Regions from separate parts of the Homo sapiens genome. Here region 1 is linked to region 2. The links are chromatin contacts, found by Hi-C or POLR2A ChIA-PET in ENCODE. All regions are on one chromosome and are shown on one strand. The core of a region is the stretch at or near the end of the contact, and the rest is flanking DNA. Distances in the headings are between cores, read along the strand shown. Region 1 has its middle 78 kb from the start of LSM3. Region 2 has its middle 26 kb from the start of LSM3.

What was found. Hi-C counts contacts between places; a loop is a spot of excess contacts on that map. ChIA-PET counts read pairs that join two places held with the same protein, here RNA polymerase II (POLR2A). Pooled maps may share reads with other maps.
Region 1: a map of PC-9 shows a loop between it and region 2 (9-fold over the local background). The contact joins two enhancer-like sites. A Hi-C loop is called at or near these places in 63 of 168 maps with a recorded cell type or tissue (B cell, CD4-positive, alpha-beta T cell, Caco-2 and 39 more), 28 of 37 single-sample maps with no recorded cell type and 44 of 50 pooled maps. POLR2A ChIA-PET finds 5 or more read pairs at or near these places in 7 of 52 experiments (AG04449, BJ, MCF 10A and 4 more).

What each region holds. Positions count from the first base shown.
Region 1 is chr3:14,254,635-14,258,343 of GRCh38, forward strand. No RefSeq gene overlaps it. Among named protein-coding and RNA genes, the nearest start is that of LSM3, 78 kb to the left of the region's middle. Within about 2 kb of position 2,065, at least 2 of the 41 ENCODE cell types and tissues checked have a DNase peak (open chromatin) inside an H3K27ac peak, as active enhancers do; they include PC-9, where a contact is called at or near this core.
Region 2 is chr3:14,202,909-14,206,767 of GRCh38, forward strand. No RefSeq gene overlaps it. Among named protein-coding and RNA genes, the nearest start is that of LSM3, 26 kb to the left of the region's middle. Within about 2 kb of position 1,868, at least 14 of the 41 ENCODE cell types and tissues checked have a DNase peak (open chromatin) inside an H3K27ac peak, as active enhancers do; they include PC-9, where a contact is called at or near this core.

The DNA of each region.
Region 1 (3,709 bases), core at 815-3,314, 52 kb after region 2:
TGGGGCGTATATGTGTTGGAGTATGTGTTTGTTGGGGTGTGTGTGTGTTGTGTGTGTGTGTATTGGGGTGTGTGTTGGAATGTGCCTAATGTCTTGTGTCCCTAATATCTCTGGGAGGTGGGGAGCAGTATCACTTCCACTTTAAGGACAAGACGCCTGGATCCCAGAGTTTAGACCACGTAACTGCACCTACGGTTCTTATTTCTCCCCAGGCTTAGCTTTAAGCTGTGCCTTGAAGCTGGGGATGTGTGAGACTGTGTGTGTGTGTGTGTGTGTGTGTCTGTGTATGAGTGCATTGGTCTGTGTGTGTATTGAACTGTGTGTGTTGGGTTGTGTGTGTGTTGGGGGTATGTGTTTTAAGGCGTGTGTTGGGGTATGTGTGTTGAAGTATGTGTGTGTTGGAGTATGTGGGTGTTGGTGTCCGTGGGGGGATTGTGTGTGTGTTGGGGTGTGTGGGTATTGGGCTATGTTGGAGTATGTGTGTGTCAGAATGTGTGTTTTGGGATGTTTGTGTTGGGGTGTGTGTGTTGGGGCATATGTGTATTAAGGTGTGTGTGTTGGAGTATGTGTGTGTTGGAGTATGTGTGTATTGATGTGTGTGTGTATTGGGGTGTGTGTGTTGGAGTATGTGCGTGTTGAAGTATGCGCGTGTTGCTGTGTGTGTGTGTGTTGGGGTGTGTATGTATTGGGGCATGTATGTGTTGGAGTATGTTTTTGTTGGGATGTGTGTGTGTTGGGTGTGTGTGCATTGGGGTGTGTGTTGGAATGTGTGTGTTGGGATGTGTGTTGGAGTGTGCATTGGGGTGTGTGTTGGGGTATATGTGTATTGGGGTGTGTGTGTTGGAGTGCGTGTGTTGGGGTGTGTATGTATTGGGGTGTGTGTGTGTTGGGGTGTGTGTGTGTTGGAGTATGTGTGTGTTAGGGAGTGTATGTGTTTTGAGGGTATGTGTGTTGGGGTGTGTGTTGAGGGCATATGTGTGTGTTGGGGTGTGTGTATTAGGATGTGTATGTATTGGAGTATATACGTGTTGGGGTGTGTGTGTGTTGAGGATGTATTTATGTATTTGTTGGGGTGTGTGTGTGTGTGTGTGTGTGTGTGTGCATGGAGTGATCTGCTGCATGAAATGACTGGCCCTGAAACACAGTAAGTTCTCAGTAAATGTGGGTCACTGTGAAGGCTTGGAACTTCTATTTCTTAACTTAGTTTTTTTTTATCAAGTGTAACATTCAGCAAAGTGCGTGCATCTTAAGGGTGGGGTTTGATTAACTTTTGCCTGTGTATATAAGCATACAACCACCCCCAGGGTCAATCAATATATTGGACACTTGCAGCTCCCCAGCAAGCTCCCTCCAGCCTCAATTTCTCCATTCTCCAGACTTCTATCATTACAGATTAGTTGTGCCTAGGTTTGGTCACCATGTAAATGGAGCCACACAAGTTGTGTGTACTGTGTATATACACACAGGATATGTGCACTCTTCTGTGCCTGGTTTCCTCTGTTGAACACAAAGCCTGTGTGTTGAATCCATGTTGTGTGTAGCAGCAGCCTTTTTCCTTTTGATGTGCTGTTAGCATTGCATTGAACTGCCCCCCACGTGTCTATCCATTCTCCTGATGATGGACATTTGGTCTGTTGCCAGTTGTGGCTATTACGCATCAAGCTTCTGTGAACAGGGCTTCTGAGGACATAAGCACTGATTTCAGTTGGGCATCTACCTAGAAGAGAATGTGCTAGGTCTTAGGGTCTATGTAGACTGAGTTTAGCATTAGAATACTAATATATAATATAATGCTGCCAAAAGTTTTCTGAAGTGGTGTTAAGTGATGATCCAAACAGCAATAGTTGAGGGTTCCAGTTGCTCCATACCCACATCCTCACTGTGCAGGCTGGTTTCTCTGGGAGCAGATTTGGCCATGGAGTTTGGATCTGGAGACAGTTATTGGGGATCCACACCTGTGAAGAGAAAAGGAAGGAACAAGTTGGGGCAGAGAGAAGAGCTGAGCTGTGACTCAGGCTAGACAAAGCCCCAGTTAACCTAGCAGGGAGCTGGCTGGCGTGAGTTCTGCCCAGCAGCGTGACCCACATCCAGTGGAAACAAAAGGCTGACCTCTAAGCCCTGCTGCACTCTGCCGCCTGATCTGGGCTGCCCCAGGAGGGCCATGACCTAGGGCGGGGTGGCTCTCCTAGCAGAGGTAGACCTTGGAGGAGCCGACAGCTGCAGGCCACCTGCTGACAGCAGTATAGCTGCCAGTGCACCACACCTGCTAGCCATTTTAGTGAGGAGTGTGATGGCATCTTCCTGTGACTTTAATCTGCATTTCCAAGATGTTAATAATGCTTATATGATAATTGGCTATTTAGATGTGCTTTTTGGTGCAGTCTCTGTTCACAGCTTTTTGCCCACTTTAAAAACTGGGATGTCTGTCTTTTTCTTTCTCTTTTTCTTTTTGAGACAGGGTCTTGCTCTGGCACCCAGGCTGAAGTGCAGTCACGTGATCACGGCTCACTGCAGTCTGGATCTCCAGGGCTCAAGCAATCCTCCCAACTCACCCTCACAAGTAGCTGGGAGCACAGGTGCCCCTACCACACCCAGCTATTTTTTTTTTTTTTTAATTTTAGTAGAGACATGGTCTCGCTGTGTTGCCCAGGCTGGCCTCAAGCTCCTGAGCTCAAGTGATCCTCCTGCCTCGGCTTCCCAAAGTGCTGCGATTACAGATATGAGCCACTGTGCCTAGCCTGTCTTTTTCTTATTAATTTATAAAAGTTCTTTGTATGTTCTGGATATTGGTATTTATTTTCATAGATGTATTTCAAACATCTCTCAACCTGTTTGGTTAAGAAATTTTTGTCTACCCCAGGGTCATGAAGATATTCTTGTATTTTATTTTCCAGAAGATTTTTTGTTTTAATTTAGGTCTATGATGGATCTCGAATTAATTTTGGGGTATGATATGAGGTAGGCCCATTTTTCCCCCATATGACTCTCCAATTGAACTAATACCATTTATTAAATATCACCTTTCCTCACTGAATTGTGCATCTTTCTTGTGAATCCAGGGATTGAACACGTGTGGGTTTGTTTCTGGGCTCCCTACTGTGTTGTATTGGTCCACTTGACTAGGATCACAGTATGCCACACTGCCTTCTTACTCTGGATTTAGAAAAAACCCTTGACATCCAGTACATTAAGTCATCCAGCTTCGTACTCTTGTGAGATTGCTTTACCTATTCTAGGTCCTTGGAATTTCCACATAAATTTTGAAAACAGCATGCCAATTTTCTTGTAAATACCTGCTGGAATGGGTTTGTATTAAACATACAGATCAATCTGGCAACTTAATATTGTAATAATATTAAGCTGGTCAAACAACAAGCAGGCTACAGTCCTCTATTTAGGTCTTCTTTAATTTCTCTACACTGTTTTGTGTCGTCATAGAGGTCTTGTGCTTCTTTCATTAGACTTACTCATAAGTATTTGATGATTATTTTGGTATTATTGTAAATGGCACCTCAAAATTTTCATTTGGTAATTGTTGCCAGCACATACACACTAAACTAATTTTTGTATGTTGATTATATCCAGCAATCTTGCTAAACTTACTCATTAATACTAATAGGTTATTATTGGATTTTGGATTTTTTCCATATACAATATTATCATCTTAAATAATGAGTTTGTATGTTTCATTTCAAACTTTATTATTTTT
Region 2 (3,859 bases), core at 618-3,117:
AGGTCTGTCTCAGCAGAGAACATTTGAGCGGACATCTGAATAGCAGGAGGGAACAGGCCCCAAGGGGATTTGGCAAAACAGCATTCTTCCAGAAACTGGAGGCCGCGCAGAGGCTCTGAGATGAGGCTTTTCCTGGTGGAGGGTCGGCAGGGAGGCCAGTCGGCATGGGAAGAGTGAGCCAAAAGTCTGAGACCTCGGAAGTCCAGGCGTCATTCAGCACCTTCGTTTCACAGAAGGGGATGAAGAGCCCAAGACAGTGAAATAGACTTGCCTGAGGCCACCGCGAGTCCAGGCTAATCTAGTTCTAAAGCCTAAATAAGGGCCACTGTGTGCCCCAGCTCCAGTGGTGCCGCTCATGCTGTAGCCTCTGGACCCGTGCAATGTGCTGCTCCTGCAGCTACACGGTCTCCTCCTTCCGATCACAGGCCAGCATTTCACCGTCCTTTCCCTTTTCGAAGGAAAGGGTCTTCTGAGTTCGCGGGTGCTATGGGGACCCTGCTCAAGCTGGTATTCAGGAAGGGGAAGACTGTGCTTTCCTTCCCTTGGCCAGGCCTCGTGGGAGGAGCACAGAGTTGGAAATCACACCCGTCAGACTCAGCTCGATCACCGTGTGCTCTGTGACTTTTGGCGAGCTCCTCGCCCATTCTGGGCTTCCATTCCTCACACGAAGGGAAATGCAGGGAGTTGTTTTTACTCCTGAACCTGCATGTCTTAGTTGCCAACACCAGGTGGTGCTGTGCTCTTTTGCTTTTCCACTTCAGTCCTTGCTTTGCAATCAACATGAGCTAATACTGGCCAGCGAGCTCTGAAATCCAGTTTGTGGAACTCCAACCCTACAATAGCTACATAATATGTAGGCCCCAGGGAGAAAGTTGTAAGGGAAAATACCATTCCCGTGGTGCCCATATCCTGCTGAACCGAGATCACCAACAAAGCCGCACTCTAGGTGAGATGGGTTTTGCTGCGCTGGCTCTGTGCACGTGGCTGAATAATGGGTGGACAGAGCTTTCTTTGCGGCCTGAGGCCAGATTCTGCCATCCTGTTGAGCAGATCCCTTTTCCTGCTCTTAGCCTTGGAGTCCTCATCTATACAGTGTCCTTTGAGCTTGAACAATGTGAGTTTCAGGAAAAGGACTCAATCACTCTGCTATTGATTAAAAGAGCCTAGGTTTGGAGTTCTTGGTAGCAGTATCTGAAAGCCGACATTGGTGTGTGCTAGGAAAAGCCTACAGATTTGGAGTGAAAAAGCCATGCATGTGAACCCTAGCACTGCTGCTTCCCAGCTGAATAACAGACTCCAACTCTCTGACCCTTAGTTTCCTCCTCTGTAAATGGGGATAGTGACAGTGCCCACCTCAGGAAGAAGGGCTGAGGATGAAAAGATGTCCATCAAGGATGGAGCTCAGGTCCTGCCATGGAGTCGGAGCTCAGGACATCTTTGATTCCCTTAATTGGGCCAGCAGCTCTAAATAAGATGCTTCTTGTCTCCTCCTGAATGCCTTTCTGAAAAGACCACCTGTAAATATTTATCTGTCTTTATAACAAGGATCCAAGCTGTTCTTCATGAATCCATAGTTTCTGCCTTGCTGAGTCTACTACAACATTTTTTAAAAATTTTTTCATCGATCTCTCCTTGCATTGTTTTTCCTGTATGACTTTTCCAGGCTGAGTTCTGCTAGAAACTGGGATGGCTAACAGCTGGTCATGATAAGGGTTTGGGAATCAGATGAGGGAACAGGGGAGCCTCCCCTTTGCAGCGTCCTCTGCCCTCCCTCTCTGTGGTTCTCAGCAATGTTTTTCTCAGTTCAGCTTCAAGGTAGAAGAGAAATGGATGAAACCAGCTCCATGAACAAGGTCACCCCGCCAATATCACGAGAAAATGACATCACTGTCAGCTTCCGCTCAGGAAAAACCTGGGACTTGAATAACCAAGGGAAAGGGCAGGTCATCCTCATGGCAGGTTGACAGAGCTGGTTACAGACCTCCCTGCCAGATATCAGGGCCTGGGAGTGTGGCTAAAAATGACCCAGGGACCACACCTGCCTCTGGTCAGTTGCCCCCGGCAGCCTTACCACCCTCGTATGCTCAGAACAACGGAATATCACCAATGGGGTGTTTTATTTCCTCTTTCCTAGAAGAAAGGTTACCAACTGCCAGAATCAAAATAGAACATGAACCGTGTCACTGGAATCCTGTCCAATCCAAGCACACTGATATTGTGCAATGCCCTTTGGGAGATAAAGCAGATAAGCAAAATCTCCAAGCTATTATCACACCATTGGACCTGGCATTGCAGAAGGCCTCTAGCCGGCCTCTTCTAGGCTTGTCATGTTTCTGCAACACTGTGTCGAGTGCTTTTTGTGCTCTAGAAGAACACTATTTCATAGATGAAACCAGGCGCAAAGCCTCACAGAAAGAATTATTTTGTTAAAGTGAATAGTTGTCCCCAACTTTTTCCATTTCCCAAGCTCATAGTTTTATACATTCTTTCTTTTTTTAAGGCTTGGCTTAAATTCTTTATTATTATTATTATTATTATTATTATTATTATTATTATTTTGAGATGAAGTCTCCCTCATATCCCCAGGCTGGAGTGCAATGGCGCAATCTCGGCTCACTGCTGCAACCTCCGCCTCCTGGGTTCAAGCCGTTCTCCTGTCTCAGCCTCCCAAGTAGCTGAGATTACAGGCACCTGCCATCACACCCGGCTAATTTTTGTTTTTTGGGGGTTTTTTTGGGGTTTTTTTTTGTTTGTTTTTTTGAGACAGAGTCTCACTCTCTCGCCCAGGCTGGAGTGCAGTGGCCTAATCTTGGCTCACTGCAACCTCCGCCTGCCAGGTTCAAACAATTCTCCTGCCTCAGCCTCCCAAGTAGCTGGGACTACAGGTGAGTGCCACCAGGCCCAGCTAATTTTTTTTTTTTTTGTATTTTTAGTAGAGATGGGGTTTCACCATGCTGGCCAGGCTGGTCTCAAACTCCTGACCTCGTGATCCGCCCGCCTCAGCCTCCCAAAGTGCTGGGATTACAGGCGTGAGCCACCGCGCCTGGCAATTTTTGTATTTTTAGTAGAGATGGGGTTTCTCCATGTTGGCCAGGCTGGTCTCGAACTCCTGACCTCAGGTGATCCGCCCACCTCAGCCTCCCAAAGTGCTGGGATTACAGGCGTGAGCCACCGCGCCTGGCAATTTTTGTATTTTTAGTAGAGATGGGGTTTCTCCATGTTGGCCAGGCTGGTCTCGAACTCCTGACCTCAGGTGATCCGCCCACCTCAGCCTCCCAAAGTGCTGGGATTACAGGCGTGAGCCACCGCGCCCTGCCAAATTCTTTATTATTCTTAATGGCACAACATAGTTTTCCATATGGTAATGAAATACCCACGCTGACTTTCCTGAGGAACAAGGAAAAATGAACAAATTGGAGAATTCAGTGCTTGGCAGGCTTGTCTTCATATACATGATGAATATCAGCCTTTCCTGAAGCTTTAAAATTCTCTTGGTCTAAGTTACTTTTCCTTGAAGGATCATTCCTGCCCCTTGACATCTTTGAGAATTGTTCAACATGTAAATGATGTGCATCAATTGATCAACTTACATTTTAGCTTCTTTATACTATCAGCGTATTTTTTTTCTGTCACTTTCGTGTTAGTGAAGTATAGTAGATATTTGTAAAAGTATTGTGACTATATATTTTTTAATTTTTATTTTTGATTATAGTAAAAAATGCATAACAGAATTTACCATCTTAACCATTTCATAAATGTGCAGTTCAGTACTGTTAAGTATATTCACAGTTGTGCAACATATGTGAAGTTTTCTTAAAGCAAAGCACTCCTGAATGTCCCTCATCCACAAGTCCTTCTC